2 separate regions of the Homo sapiens genome follow, and region 2 is linked to region 1. The links are chromatin loops, found by intact Hi-C in ENCODE. Cell type or tissue: PC-9. All regions are shown on one strand.

Region 1 (8,000 bases):
GGTTCCCTGCTTCCCCAGTGGGTTAGACCCTTCCACAACCTGCACTTCTCCTTTACAGCCTTTTGTGCTTCTCTGCTTAGTTTCTGTCTTCTCTGTTAGATGGTAGCGTACTGAGGATAGGGACAATGTCTGCTTACTCCCCACTCCCCTGTCATACTGGTGCTCAGCTCATATTTGATTACTTCTTGACTGAGATGGGGCAGGCAAGTGGGGACAGGGACCAAAAGAGCAGGAGCATTCACTGGGACAGGGCTGACGTAAATCCAAGTACACACCAAAGTTCCCATGGGGGAAGGCGGGCCAGGCCAGCAGTGTGCAAATGGCAGGTGCTGCTGTGACAGAACGTTGACCCACCTTCTTAATTAATGGACCTTTTCATTTTCAACGAACTTCAAACCAACAGAAAAGCTGCAAAAATAGTGTCACCAAACCACCATATATCCTTCACCCGGATTCACATATTCAAATTTTACCAACTTAATTTGTGTCTTTAAACCTCTTAAACAGTTACCAATTGGAGACAGCTAAAATACTTAGTCTAGCCAACTAGGCAACACCTTGTCTCTGAAGTTTTCCAGAGGTGGCAAATTATTAAAACCCAGTAAAACCGCAAAACCAGAAAAGTTTCAGGTAAAGTAAAATTCCTAGATTTTCTCTGAGCAAATGCAAACCACCTATAAGCACAATTCCAGGATCAGTTTGGCCTCCAAAAATCCTCCAGAGGCAACCCCCTTGGGCTTATAAAACTTTAAATCAGATCAAATCCATCTTTAATGCATTGCTAGGTAGGTCAATAGCAAGCACAAGCTCATTCCCAAATATAAGTGCCACCTCTCCCGACTGGACCAAAGTGAGATACAGAAACAGAGTTAATAAGGGCAGGGACAGGGGCTGGTCACAGAACAAGCACAGCCAGGGGACATTCAGTAAATTAAATGGCCCATGGGAGGCAGTTCACACTCGAAAGAGCAATTTAAACTATTTATGATCGTTGATGGGCCCTGAATTAGTTATAACTTCCTAAAGAAAAAAATCTTGAAATTATCACAAAGCCAGCACTGAATATGGCTGCACAGTGCTCACTGGAGGTCATGAAGGAGAATGAGCTATTAGTCTGTATTAAGGAGCGAACACCATGGTAATGGCGAACTAGTGTGTAATACAAATGCGGGCGGCCCGACCTTGACTGCCGTTCAGTGCTGGGCCCTCCATCTCAAAAGGAAATAGACGAGGCAACAGGAGGGCCACAGGGTGATTAGTGTATCAGTGAGGGCTCAGAACCTCTAAATGAGGAAAGGTTTAATTATACAGGCAGCTAATTAGGAAGAAAAGAGGAGAAAACGGACAGAGGTGTGTACATGAAAAGATGAGGATTCAGGGGTGACTGAGTGAGGCCCCAAAGGTTCTAAATGAGACTTTTACAAAACACATCCATAAGGTTGTTTTTGAAAGAAAATTTTCAGTAGATCAACAAATTCTTTGGAGGAAATAAAGGGCTGGGCTCCACAGAGCAGTTCTAAACATCTAAATAAATATGCGCCTGTTTGGAATTGACCAGAAATTTTAACCGGTTATGAACTATGTTTTATCCAGGAAACTGGATAGAATAGAGTCGTGAATTCAGCTGTTTGTGACTGTTAGAAAAGACTGCCATAGCTAGAAAGGAATAACGGGATACTCAGACGAGGGTCAGCAAACGATGGCCCTCGGGCCACTTCCAGCCTGTTGTCTGTTTTTATACTGTCAGCAAGTTAAGAATGATTTTCCATTTCAAAGCGGTTGAAAAAACTCAAAAGGAGAGTACTATTTCAAGACACATGAAAATTATATTCATGTTCATGAAATTTTATTGGAACACAGTCACATCCTTTCGCTTTTGCACCAAGACAACAGAACTGAGGAGCTGCGACAGAGACTGTATTGAGCCACAAGTCTAAAATATTTACTTTCTAAACAGGGCATGGTGACTCACGCCTCTAATCCCAGCACTTTGGGAGGCCCTGGTGGGCGGATCACCTGAGGTCAGGAGTTCGAGACCAGCCTGGCCAACATGGAGAAATCCCATCTCTACTAAAAATCAAAAATTGGCCAGGAGTGCTGGCGCACGCCTGTAGTCCCAACTACTTGGGAGGTTGAGGCAGCAGAATTGCTTGGGAGGTGGAGGTTGCAGTGAGCCAAGATTGCACCACTGCACTCCAGCCTGGGCAACAAAGCCAGACTCTGTCTCTAAATAAATTGATTAATTAATTTAATCAAATATTTACTTTCTGGTCCTTTTCAGAGAAAAATCTGCCCACCTCCACTCTAAGGTGTTGTGTGTTAAATATTTCCATTGTGGCCAGAGACCCACACAATCAGCAAGTGCTACCATTCCCATGCCTGGTATCAGGGGACCACGTAAGTAAGCCTCTTGCTAGGGTCCCCCGCCTGGGCCCCAGGCTCAAAGGAATGCAGGTAAAGTGACCGGAGGAAGCTCCTGCACTAGCAAAGAGGGCCACATACCACAGCAGATCCCAGTCGGGGCCGCCCAGCGGCCTGCTGGCCTCCTAGAGAGGCTCCCTAGCAACATGGAGTCAGCGTGCTCGGAACCCTTGACTTCACAGAAGCATTAGGTGAGCGCTCAAGGGCTTTTTGTGCACCAGAGGCAGTAAAATGCCATGTTTGCCAACATGTGAAATGCGCGGGGATATCAGATACATCTCAATTTTTCAGAAAGTTTTTTGGAAAAATAAAGACTAAGCTGTAAGGGAAATATTTTATTCCTATAAATATAGTACACAGGATTGTGACTCCATTAAAAAATAGTACGGTTTTGATACACAGTCTAGTATCCCTAAAAACAAGAATAAAATCACAGAGCTAAAAAGAAATATCTTGGTATTTAGGAATATGAGTTGCAGTGAAAAAATACTTAAATTCATAACATAGGGGAGTTACTCAAATTCCATATTCATCTGTGTGGTCTCTGGTTTTTGTTTTGTTTTTTGATAAGGGGATGAAAAGCGCTCACATTTGCAAAATGTATGTTGCCATCTTCTGCCACTAGGGGGTAGCATGCCCCATTATTTTACCTCTTTCTCAGCCTTCCAGCTGTGCCTGATACCAAAGCGTAAGACTGACAAGAAAACTTGTGTATATAATAAACGATTAGATATCGTACAATGCCATATATTTGATATATGTTATGTGTATAGTATTATGTAATACGTAATATATCTTATGTTGTAACATATACATTATTCATATATAAAGTATAAAATTTTATTTTGCATATATAATCCATCATTTGGGAAAAGCGGGGAATGTATCCTATATACCAGTAAACACAGCAAGCCTCACTAGTGCACAAAAAATCTAGTCGGAGTTCACCTGCTTCTATTAAAAGATTGAGGGCAGCTCTGCTTGATGTTAAAGGAGGGATTAGGGCTATTAGGATCTTCCCAGTGGAAAGCTCCAGAAAGTTTGGACCACCTAGAAGGCTGCGTGGTCACCGACCGGCTTGTGGAAGGAGAGGGAGGACGGGAGTCATGGGATGTACAGACTCAGTAGCCAAGGAATCTGAGAGATGCCCAATCTAACTCAGAAGCCAAGAGGCCGGAGCACCGCAAGGGCACAGGGAGCCCTGGAGCCTGAGGGAGAGTCCAGAGCTGCAGGCAAAGCCGTGTCAAGAGTCCAGGCTTAGAAACAGCCGCAAACCAACGCTCCAAATAGCTCAATGCGTCACATAGTCGGAATCTCAAAAATGTGACTTTAAGTTCATTTCCAAAATAAGACAAGGAGTGGCAGAAGGGAGATTCAAATTCCAACCTGTTCAGACATTCTAAAACATAAAACCCTGAATGTTTGGGGGCAATTAATCCAGAAAACATCTCAGTCAGCTTCTAACATCTGCCGCTGGAGCGAGGATGGAAAGCACTGGAAATGAAGGGCTTTCCTGGATCTGGGAATCTGGGTGCGCAGGCCAGTTCCCAACGCGCATGTGAACATCGCTTTTCTGCAGTCAGGACTAAAGCTGCCTTCCACATGGTCCACGTACATGAGGTCCGCACACATGAAATGTCTTTGTGCTGCTTCTCAGCATACATCATACTTTTCCCATGAATCATTTAAGACCAAAAAAAAAAAATACCTATGAGATAGGTATTAATATCATACCCACTGTACAGATTAAGAAACAGACACAGAGAGCTTAAGCAACTTGCCCAAGGTCACAACAGTGAGTGACGGTGCCGGGAGTTAACACAGAAAACTCTTTGTATTAGTCTGTTTTCATACTGCTATAAAGAACTTCCCGAGAATGAGTAATTTATAAAGGAAGGAGGTTTAATTGACTCACCGTGCAGCATGGCTGGGGAGGCCTCTGGAAATTTACAATCACGGCAGAAGGTGAGGGGGAAGCAAGGCACCTTCTTCACAAGGTGGGAGGAAGAAGGGCCGAATGAAGGGGGAAGAGCCCCTTATGAAACCATCAGATCTCGTGAGAACTCACTCCCTGTCACGAGAACAGCATGGGGGAAACCACTCCGTGGTTTAATTACCTCCACCTGGTCTCTCTCTTGACCTGTGAGGATGACGGGGTTTGCAATTCAAGATGAGATTTAGGTGGGGACACAAAGCCTAACCATATCACTCTTCTTGCTTCAGAATTGCCTGTTCTTTCTGCTACATTTGCTGCCTCCAAAAAAAGTATTTCTCTGAGCCAAGAAGTGTATAAAAAGGCAAGCTTCAATGAGCACAATAGATTTGTACACATCAGAGGCATTCGAACCAGAGTGACTCCATTTTGAACAGTGGCTGGGTGAAATGAGGCTGAGACCTGCTGGGCTGCATTCCCAAGAGGTTAGGTAATCTTAGTCACAGGATGAGATAGGAGGTTACGCCGGGCGCGGTGGCTCACACCTGTAACCCCAGCACTTTGGAAAGCCGAGGTGGGCGGATCACGAGGTCAGAAGATCGAGACCATCCTGGCTAACACGGTGAAACCTCGTCTCTACTAAAAGTACAAAAAATTAGCTGGGCATGGTGGCGGGCGCCTGTAGTCCCAGCTACTCGGGAGGCTGAGGCAAGAGAATGGCATGAACCCAGGAGGCGGAGCTTGCAGTGAGCCGAGATTGCGCCACTGCACTCCAGTAGTCTGGACAACAGTGCAAGACTCCGTCTCAAAAAAAAAAAAAAAAAAAGACAGGAGGTTGGCAGGACCATTATCACAAGATACAGGTCACAAAAACCCTACTGATAAAACAGGATGCAGTAAAGAAGCTGGACAAAACCTGCCAAAATCAAGATGGTGACAAAAGTGGCCTCTGGTCATCATCACTGCTCATTGTACACTACTTATACATAAGCATGCTAAAAGACACTCCCACCAGCACCATGACAGCTTATAAATGCCATGGCAAACTCTGGAAGTTACCCTATATGGTCTAAAAGGAAAGGAATCCTTAGTTCTAGGAAATCCTCCCACCCCCCGCCTTTCCCAGAAAACTCATGAATAATCCACCCCTTGTTTAGCATATGATCAAGAAGTAACCATAAAAATAGCCAGCCAGCAGCCCTCGGGTCTGCTTTGTCTATGGAGTAGCCATTCTTTTATTCTTTTACTTTCTTACAAACTTGCTTTCACTTTACTCTGTGGATTCGCCTGAAATTCTTTGTTGTGTGAGATCCAAGATCCTTCTCTTGGGGTCTGGATTGGGACCCCTTTCTGGTAACATATACATTAAAAAGAAAAAAACAAACAGGCAAACATAATAGAATTTTTCCAAAGGCTAATGGGTAGCCAGGGGTCATGAGAGAAAAAGAACAGGAATTAGGGAAGAAAGAAGGAAAGGATTCGAATCATAAGACAGGAAGATGGGCACTAACCTCATAAGTATATTTTCAAAGCAAGCATAAGAGGTGCCTGCTGGCCAGGCGCCGTGGCTCACGCCTGTAATCCCAGCACTTTGGGAGGCCAAGGCAGGCGGATCACGAGGTCAGGAGTTCGAGACCAGCCTGGCCAATATGGTGAAACCCTATCTCTACTAAAAATACAAAAATTAGCCGGGTGTGGTGGCGCTCGCCTATAGCCCCAGCTACTTGGGAGGCTGAGGCAGAAGAATTACTTGAACCCAGGAGGTGGAGGTTGCAGTGAGCCAGGACAACAGAGCGAGACTCCATCTCAAAAAAAAAAAAAAAAGTGCCTGCTGCATTTGGTGGCTTAAAGTTCTTAAAGTTCTGAGGGAGTCTTTGGCCAAAGAATGGAATCAGGAAAGGTGCCTTGGTATGTAAAATGAGCTGAATCAACAACAGTGGAAGGAATGCAGGAAAAAGGCGGATTTCTGCCCGGTCTAGTGGCAAAGGACAGCAGTGAAAGCAGGGGCACTCCAGGGACTGAACAGAAACAAAGACTCTAAGAGCAAGTTGAGTCTCTCCACAACTGCACAAAGCCACATTCTTTGCCTAATTACTTAAGCCAGAGTGTGTTCACCTGGAAATTTCCTGCTGGTCAGAGGAAGCAGTTTTGTTTCTGTTGTTGATGTCTTGGTTGAGGGAGGGGCTCCAGGTGATTGTAGCAGACAGACAGGGCAGGACAACAGGGAGCAGGGAATGTGGCATGCCGGATGCCACGATTCCACACACCACAAGTGGTTCCATTTCAGCCCAGAAATGATGAGACTAGCCTGGGATTTGCTACTTTTCCCATTCCTCCTGCTATGTTATTTGCTTTAATGAGAGAGACAAAGGGAGAGGAGAGATGGACAGAGAGAGAGAGAGAGAGAGAGAGAGAGAGAGAGAGAATGTGTCTCTAACAGTAAGAAAATAGCCATGTATCCATCCAACAGGAAGGCAGGTAAAGAAAGGGGGAAGGCCAGGCACGGTGGCTCACGCCTGTAATCCCAGCACTTTGGGAGGCCGAGGCAGGCAGTTAGCCTGAGGTCAGGAGTTTGAGACCAGTCTGGCCAACGTGGCAAAACCCTGTCTCTACTAAAAATACAAAAAAAAAAAAAAAAAAATTAGCTGTGCGTGGTGGCGTGCGCCTGTAATCCCAGCTACTCCGGAGGCTGAGGCAGGGGAATTGCTCGAACCAGGGAGGTGGAGGTTGCAGTGAGCCGAGATCACGCCACTGCATTCCAGCCTGGGCAACAGAGTGAGACTCCACCTCAAAAAAAAAAAAAAAAAAAGAAAGAAAGAAAAGAAAGAAAGAAAGGGGGAAAAGTGGTCACTGAGAAATTTCCAGCAAAGACTGGCCTCCTGGAAACCTTGGCATGTCCCTGGAGAGGCTGCTGACTGCACCGTGTGCCGAGTCCTGCCTTGGCTGATGCTCACCATCTCAGTCCAGAGGGGAGGCTGTTGCAGCGGATCAAGTGAGGCTGAGTCAAGCACTCGGGGCAGATTTAGTGCCTGCCGTAACCTCATCTAGTTATGTTGTAGGACTTTCTCCTTAGTTCAGCTAAAAACGGGGTCCTTGTCACATAGCCAGGAGAGATTAGGCTCACAGGCACTTTGAAGGGTGAGAAAAATTGAATTTATTGGGCAAAGAGGAAAAAAAGGAAATAGGAACTCCCAACAAAGTGAAAGTCCTACTAGCTGGCTTCCTGCCTCACAGATTGAATCCCCAGGGTACCAACCCAGAACAGGAGAGGCCAAGCTCCTCCCCACTGCAAATAGTGCGAGCTTCCGTGGCTCCACCCTCCTCCCAGTGCGTAGGTGGATCCGAGCCGCTCCGGCGAGCCCTGACTACCTGTCTGTCTCAGCTGCACCTAAATTACCTGCTTATAGAAGACTGTGGTTTAGTCTACCCAGGATGCTTTACCCACTGTCTTCTCCTGACCCTTTGGGGAACTCACCCTCACTCTTTGTGGCCCCTTGAGGCTATCAAACACTTGGTGACGTTTCAGGTGGAGACCCTGCCCACACTTGTGATTCAGAGGTCCCCAGATCTCTCTGTCTGTGGTGAATTGATCGGGAATCAGCCAACCCAGGCCAATGGTGATCTTGTCAAGGCCAGATACATGGAT
Region 2 (8,000 bases), 50 kb after region 1:
GCCTGGTGCCTTCCCCACTGGAGTTCATAGGAGTTCAGCACATTGGGGAGCAAAATTGGAAAAAGAGAAGAAAGCAGCAGCACCAGCTCCGGAGGAAACCGCTAACGTGGAGCTGAGGGATCCCCAGCCTCAGAAGCTCTGAGCTGCCCAGAGCTGCAGAACACGGAACTTGCCTGACCGGGCTTGGTCTCCGCGGGAGGAACTGGATGCGCTTGAATGGGCTCTCTGAGCGCCGCGGATCCACCAGGTGGCAGTGCTGCTATTCCTCAGTCGGGACAGAGCCTGCAGCATGCGAGAGCGGCCACCGGAGGGCAACGGGGGACGATGCGCTCCTTCAGGCTGGGGGTTGCCTAGCAACTATGACGCAATGGGCTCCCGCTCCCCTCAAGTCCCCCAGGTTATTTCTGGCAAAACTGAGACTGTTGCACAAGGAGTGGCCTCAGGAATCCCAGAACTGCCTCTCTAAGCCAGCAGAATCTAAAATGGTCCAGGGTCCCCAAATCCGGCATCACCCTGGCGTCTAAGGGATTGGGCTGCTATCTCTGCTCCTGGGAAGGCCAGAGATCAAGAAAAGAAGAGAGACATTTTCCATTCCCTCTGTGGCCCCACAGCCTCTGATTTCTCCAGTAGCTACAATGGAGCAACTTTCTCCCTCTCCCCTCCCCGGTTCTTCCGTCTTGCTAAGCAGGGGTTGGATTCATGGGCATGTGATCTTGAGCAGAGCTTGAGTGCCCCCACCCCTACCGCCCGCTCCTCGGCTGCACTTGAGGGGGCCTGGGGGATGATGATAAGGCCCAGCTCTGGCCTTCTGTAGTCTCGATTCTCTCTTTTTCTCCCAAGGACTCTCCTTGACTCAAACCTCTCCCTGGTTTTGATAACCCTGAAAATAGAATTCTTCCAATTCCAAATGGATAAGTATGACCTGAGAAACCAAAGATGAAACCAAGAAAGTGAGGCAGACACGAGACAAGGAGTGTGGTTATAATGAGCTCAAAGCCTGTGCCGGTCTGGTCTGTGAAAGGTGAGGCGAGGTCAACACCCCGGGCAGAAGTCAGGGGGGCCACTCTAGCCATGGCATCAGGAGTGGTTCCAGGCACATCTCTGGGTCCTGAGGAGCCCCCCAGCCCAGGGCTGGGCTCTGCCTGAGGCCCAGGTGTCAATCCCTAAGGTCTTGGGGTCTCTGAGGGGCACTGTCTTCAAGGGTCACACTGGCATGTGCAGCTCATTGTACTCATCCTGGCCATCCTCATCGAAGTTTGGTTCAGCATCTTCCGAGTCCAGCTGCAGAGGGAACAGAAGGTTGGGGAAGGCAGGGAAGCATGCTCGTCCCCTCCCATTCTCCAGCTCCTCCTCCAACCTGCAGCCCTCCCTGCTCCCTGACCTTTCCTGGGCCTCTCTGCAAGTACCATGACCCTGGGTGGCAGCACTGCCCTTGGCCAAAGCCTTCAGGTCACCTCCCAGACCAGATACCTGGCCCCTCCTGGTGATAATAATAATGATTATTATTATGAAGCTCTTTCCTGAGGCCACTTCTAGTTGCTATGGTACCTTTGTACACCATGTTTGAGTATGGATAAATTGCAAAAAGATGTCTTTTCCTCTAGTTGACAAAAACAGGGCTCAGGGTGGACACCAGTGCCACATCAACCCTGTAGCCTCTCAGCCGGGTGTTTTTGGTCAGGCACCACCTGCACAGCTGTGTGCAGCAGCCCCGTGCCAACTCCCTTACAAAACCACCATCCTAAGGCCTTTACCTGGACTAGCACTTGACCCTCCCAACAGTCCTATAAGGTAGGGTCTATGATCACCCCTATTATACAGGTGAAAATAAGATTTCGGAAGGTGAGATAACTTGCAACACAAGTTACACAAGTTTCACAACTAACACAACTAGTGGGTGGCCAAACAGAGATTGGAACCCAGTGCCCATTTGCCCTAACACTGTTTCCCCAGACCACCACCCCCTTACCGCCTGCAGCTCCCTGTCCTGGAAGAGCCGGGGCAGAAGGCAATGCCTCAGAGGCACCGTGAGCAGCAGCAGGAAGGGAAAGGCGAGTGAGGCCGCCGTGGACTTGACCACCCAGAGCAGTGCGATGCAGCCCAGCTGGATGCAGGTGAACAGATGCATCCGCCACGTCTTCACCTAGGGGAGCAGCCAGTGGGCCCCAGTGCACAGCGTCCCGGCCTGCTCCCACCCACCCACATCGTGGGGAATTTGGCTCCCAGGTCACAGCTTCTCCTTCATATTCATCCCATCCATCAATGCTCCCAGATCCCTCTGGATCCCCTTCCCGTCACCCCACTGCCCTACCCCCATGCTTCCCGGCCCTACCTTGGTCACATAGGGCTGCTCAGGATGGTGTTTTGCCGGCATGAGGATGAGCAACAAACGCTGGGACAGCTGGATACCAGACAGGGACGTGACCCCCATGTACAGGAAGATCCCAAAGAGCACAGCCAATGGGATCCGACGCAGCACAGCCCCCATGACGATGGACAGGCCTGGAGGAGGTGACACAGACCCGCCTGACCCTCAGACAGCCCCCGTGAGGATGGACAGGCCTGGAAGAGGTGACACAGATCTGCCTGACCCTCAGACAGCCCCCGTGAGGATGGAGAGGCCTGGGGGGAGGCGACATGGACCCACTGGACCAATCAACTTGGCCTTATCACCCTGAACAAGAGAAGGAGGGGCGGGGGGGGGGGCAGACACATTGGCTCACGCCTGTAATCCCAGCACTTTGGGAGGCCGAGGTGGGTGGATCACGAGGTCAGGAGATCAAGACCATCATGGCTAACACGGTGAAACCCCTGTCTCTACTAAAAATACAAAAAATTAGCTGGGCGTGGTGGCGGGCGCCTGTAGTCCCAGCTACTCGGGAGGCGGAGGCAGGAGAATGGGTGAACCTGGGAGGCGGAGCTTGCAGTGAGCCGAGATCGCGCCACTGCACTCCAGCCTGGGTGACAGAGCGAGACTCCGTCTCAAAAAAAAAGAGAGAGAAGAGGGGGCAGGACAGAGAGCCAGAAAAGGACTCCAGGAGTAAAGGGCTAGGGGAGTGCTGGGAAGCAGGTTTGGGGGTCAGATTGAGGGCAACACACAGCACATTGGGAGATTCAGGGTCAAGCCTGGGATAGTGAAGATGTAAGACCGTGGGGCCCAAGGAAGGGGGTGTGCAGGGTGGAGGCGGGCTCTCACCCACGAGGCTGGCGATGAGCACACCAGTGACCCGCTGCTCCCGCACCTCCTGGATCTGGGGCTTGTCACCAGGCGCGATGGCAGTACGCATCACTGTCAACGCATTGACATGGGTGACGGAGCGGACCGTGGCAGCCGTGAGCCAGGGCAACCCAAACAGCCCACAGAGCCCCCCCAGGGAGCCAATGAGGAGCAGGTCCAGGTGGAAACCGGAGCCCTTGAGCAGCCTCCGCGCCTTCTGGCTGACGATAAGCCTGCAGGGAGAAGGTGGGGAGCGGGGTGTGGCTGGCCTGGCAGGGGCAGGGGACAAAGACAGGCACGCACACAGAGACGAGATGGTGGGGGGAGGACGTGCAGACAACAGTTCTCCCTAGGACTGCCAGCTTCTTCTTTCAAGTTCCCAAATTGAAGTTCTCACATTGAAGCAAATGTGAGACAAATTCTCATACTGTGAATATTTAAAACACCACAAAAGCCAGATGCCAGATCTTACCACGTTATTGTGGTTTAACCAAAATTAGATACATGTGAGCATCCCTGGGTGCAAGCTTAGACTGCTAGAGTGTTCTGAGCACTGTCAAGTGCCACCCTGCAAAGAGTGGTGGCAACAGATAGATGTCATGTCAAACCATCACGGGGAAACCATGCCCCTGCCCCGGATGCCACTGCTCTCTGCTCCTCCCCCACCTCCTCCTCACCCCTGCCAGCTCCTCCACACACACTCTCTTCCTCAAGGATTGCCACCAGCTCCCACCACCCAGCACCCTGATACTGATAATGATGTCCCTGCTATAACCCTGAAACCAAGCCAAGGAGCCAAGGAGCTTGGCCTCGTCCCTCCCACCTCCTCCTCCCATCTCTCTCACGCCGTGATCTGTGTCTCCATGAAGATCAGGATGAGGACGAGGAGGGCGGGAACAGCGGCTGCCACCATCATCCACGGCGGGAAAGGACGGGCACTGCCCAGGGGTGGGATGAACCACGAGCGCTTATCGGGAGAGGTCACTGAGAGCCCTGTAGGCACTGTCAGCTTCTGCATGGCAGGAAAACAGGGTTCAGGGACACAGCCTCCCCATGCTAGAAAGCCCACCAAGCAGCCCACTAAGCTGCGTCCCCAGTCCAGGACTTCAGGGAGCTGGGGTGTGAACAGGTCAGGGGAAAATTAGTTTTGCATCCTCCAGAAGTCACTGTCCTTTCAAGGATCCAATAGAGGGCAGGGAAATGAAGCGCCTCCTCCCTGAGCCCCAGAGCTTCAGGGGACCTGTGTGGGATACTGTCATTCTGCTCCCAGCCCCACACCTGCTTCTCCCGGATTCATCACTCAGGCTCCCTGGGGAAGGCCCTCAGCCCCCAGGGCGGCCACTCCACTGGGAAAGTTGAGTTCAGGCCTGATCCCAATCCCAGGGCCCATGGAAGTGTGTTGTGGGCTCCCTCTCCTGGCCTGGGGGTGACAGCAGCTGCCACAGGCTGGGGCTCCCTCACCTGCGTGTAGGTGTCTGTGATGGAGTAATCCACCAGGACCATCACCAGGATGGAGATGGGGATGCCAAAGTCCCCGATGATGCGACGAGCCTTGAGAGGGGCCAGTTGGGGAAGGGAGCAAAAGGTGGAGGCAAGGTCAGCAGACTAACACGGGGCTTGCCATCTCTGGCCCTGCCTGGGTCCAAGCTGGAGCCAGAAGGCCCCCCACGTGCCTCTCAACCCCACAGGTGCCAGCGCAGCCTGGGAGGCTGTTGTCTTGATTAGACTTCTCTGAGCAAAGGGCAAGAAGACACCCAGGGAAGAGGCTTCCGAAGGGGTGAGGGGCTGCCCGAGCTGGGTTTTGGTCCATGGGCTGACCGGGGAAGGGGTGCAGCCTCTCTGGGGAGCTCCTACAGCAGGAATTGTGGGACTCTTGGGGGCTCCACACCCAGCAGCCACGCACCTTGCCCCCCAGGAAGCGGCTGTTCCTGAACTTGCGCAGGAAGAAGGCTATGAAGAAGGTCCCGAGCATGAGGATGAGTGAGAGCAGTGCCGTATTGGGCTGGTTCCTCGGGCTGGGGGGGCCCTCGGTGGGGGGCAGGGCACTGCCATTTGGCTCCAGACCAGCATCCAGGGACCCCTCCAGGGCCCCCTCAGGGGGGTAGAACGGCAGCAGTGGGTGCTCTGTGAACACCTGTGTGTGGATAACAAGGATGCCTTGTCACTCACCTGGCAGGTGACCTGACTTCATCGTCATCAGTACACCTGTGAGAGAGAGGGTGGCCCCTCAATACCTGGTCAGACAACAGTAATGCACGGACATCCAGCTGCACCACACACACAACACACAGAACACACAGAACACACACATACAACACACACAACACGTAACAACACACACATAACACATACAACACAAAAAAAACACAACATACCACATACACACCACACACACAACATACATACACACAACACACACAACATGCACACACAGGCACACACACGCACACACACACAACACATACATCACACACAACACACCATACTCACACCACACCCACACCCACACACACACACACACTCCTCTACAAAAGGTGACCCAAGGACACCCAGCCCCTTAGCACTGACAGCTCCCTCCCCATCACATACCTGTGCAAGTGAGTCCTTATTACTAAGCCTCCAACCAGGTGCTTGGAGTCGTGACCTGGCACCCACCCCCTGGGTCTGACTCCCTCCCCTTCAGCTCAGACCTAGCCTAGGGTGTCCCTAGAACCCCTCACTCCCAACACAGTCCCTCTCCTTGTCCCCTAGTTCTCCATACCTCCCCCTCCCATGCTGTCCTCCCCAGGGCAATGTCCACCTCCATCTCTGCCACCCCCAAGACCTCGCTGGACCTCCACCTTGTAGAGCTTGTAGAAGGTCTCGTAGATGAAAATGAGTGAGATGAGAAAGGCAAAGATCTCCTGGGTGAAAGGCGAGATGTAGCGGACCAGGAAGCTGCCTTCGGCGGCCACCAGGGCAAGGACGAAGACCACCAGCCAGAGACCAACCCACACCCGGCCAGTGAGGTACTCCAGGTCCTGGGCTCGGCAGAACTAGGTGGGGGTAGGAGCGGTCGTTACCCACAGGTGGACTGCCCTGGGTGTCAATGCCCCCTGGAATAGGCAGCGGATGAACTCCGAGGAAGAGGGAGAATGCAGGGACCCATCCCCTAGGTAAGGAAGAGTGTGGGGCAGGATGTAGGTAAGGAAGAGTGTGGGGCAGGATGTAGGTAAGGAAGAGTGTGGGGCAGGATGGATGGAGCAGGGCAAGGCTTCGCCTCACCTTGAAGAAGGCTTCCTCAAACACAAGCAGCGGCCCAGAGAAGCCAACCACAAGCAGCGGCTGAGCTCCCAGCAGAGAGAAGAGGACGCCGAGCACAGCGGTGGACACGATCAGCTCGGACACGCCCATCAGCCCCTCGGTCTTCTCTCCTGCCATAGCACGGGTAGGATGGCCCTAGCCTGGCTCTGTCTATCTGCCCCCTTCTTCATCTAGCTTGTCCTAAACTGGGGCCCCCAACAAAAGCAGAGCAGCCCCTTAGAGTGACACACAGGGCCCCTTCCATACCCCATTGCTCCCAAACCCTCCCCACTAGCCCCCAATGGTGATCACAGGATCCCTCATCCCTTACACCTCTCCCACACCCTCACTTTATAGCTCCCCAAAGGTGATCGCTGGGATTCCCTGATCCAGCATCTCTGTAAGGTGCTTACACCTTTGCTAGCACATCTAACCATTGGCCCCCTAATGTGATCACACCCAGACCCAGAATCCTGCAAGTGACACTGGGACCAGAAGTGACTAGAGGAGCCCCTCAACTCCCCAAGCCCCAGTCCCTTACCCAGCAGCCCCCCGAAGGTGATGGCAGGGCTGAGGGCTGCGAAGTAGATGAAGAGCACAGCGGCCACACACTGGGAGTGCAGCGCATCTCGCAGGTCACTGGGGTAGTGCGGGTACCGGCGCCTCACATCCCGCACAAGCCCCCCAAATACCGAGCCCGTCCGCAGCAAGGGGTCATCTTCAGGGGTTGCCTCAGAGCCCCCCAACTCCAAAGACAGTTCTGGGGGAACAAGGGGCTGCTGGGGCACAGACCACTCCCTCTGGCTCGGAGGCCCCGGGCTGTTGGGATCAGGGATGCAAAGGACTCCAGGAGTCAGGACGGGGCTGGGGTCACAGCCTTAGGGCCCTGGGATGGGGGAGTGTGTATTGGGGGCACTCAGCCTCCAAGGGTCTGACCTTTCCCAGGGGCCGTGTAGCCACCCCGTGTGGTCATCTCGACTTTGGTCTGTTCACGCTCTCGCCGCTTCCTAAGCAGCTCTCGCTGGAAAGCAGCCACGGAGCGCAGCAGGTCACGGCCCTCCACCTCGGACGGGGGGATCACAATGCTGCCATCCAGGAACTCGCTGATGGCACTTAGGAGGTCTTGCCGGTCATCTGCCTGGTAGGCAGCCTCATGAAACAGCTGGGGGCAATGAGAGGGCCAGGACCCTCAGGGACAGCCAAGGGAGCCTCCAGGAGGGAGACTTGAGGCGGGTGTTGGGTCACTGAGCTACAGGCAGGGTGGACATTCAGTCGTAGATACTGGGCCAGTCCAACAGTGTTGGCTGTTGGAACACTGACACCCATCCCTGCAGGCCAGCAAGCCACTGCCCCAAAGCCCCAGGTGCCCTCCATTCCCCCAGGAGATGCCAGACTTCCACATGCAGCAACTAAAGGGATAACACCTGGCAGAGCAGGGGCTTCCAGAGCCATTCCAATTGGATCAGCTACACCTTACAGGCTGATAAATATTGTGAACGTT

What was found. A loop is a pair of places that touch in the nucleus more often than their neighbours do. Peaks named below come from ENCODE experiments on the same cell type or tissue, not always from the same donor. Only the 100,000 strongest peaks of a DNase experiment are listed, where the experiment ranks them.
Region 2: a loop joins it to region 1, with 10 times the contacts of the local background. A loop is called at or near these places in 48 of 110 quality-filtered maps.

What each region holds. Positions count from the first base shown.
Region 1 is chr2:219,684,918-219,692,917 of GRCh38, reverse strand. It overlaps the pseudogene DNAJB6P3. Among named protein-coding and RNA genes, the nearest start is that of LINC02832, 41 kb to the left of the region's middle. RefSeq lists enhancers at 4,060-4,623, 3,744-4,943, 4,624-5,187, 7,937-8,000, 7,708-8,000. In PC-9, a CTCF peak has its summit at 3,005 (motif pointing right); DNase peaks (open chromatin) are centred at 3,717, 4,127, 4,827, 6,437 and 1 weaker place; H3K4me3 peaks cover 3,624 bases; H3K27ac peaks cover 5,612 bases.
Region 2 is chr2:219,634,932-219,642,931 of GRCh38, reverse strand. It overlaps SLC4A3 (solute carrier family 4 member 3), which reads right to left. Exons shown (of 23, transcript NM_005070.4): 13 at 7,436-7,661; 14 at 7,041-7,259; 15 at 6,482-6,630; 16 at 6,058-6,252; 17 at 5,121-5,351; 18 at 4,679-4,768; 19 at 4,063-4,229; 20 at 3,197-3,450; 21 at 2,333-2,502; 22 at 1,970-2,143; 23 at 961-1,281. The coding sequence ends at 1,204. Among named protein-coding and RNA genes, the nearest start is that of SLC4A3, 11 kb to the right of the region's middle. RefSeq lists an enhancer at 85-134. In PC-9, CTCF peaks have their summits at 65, 264 (motif pointing right) and 4,665 (motif pointing left); a DNase peak (open chromatin) is centred at 281.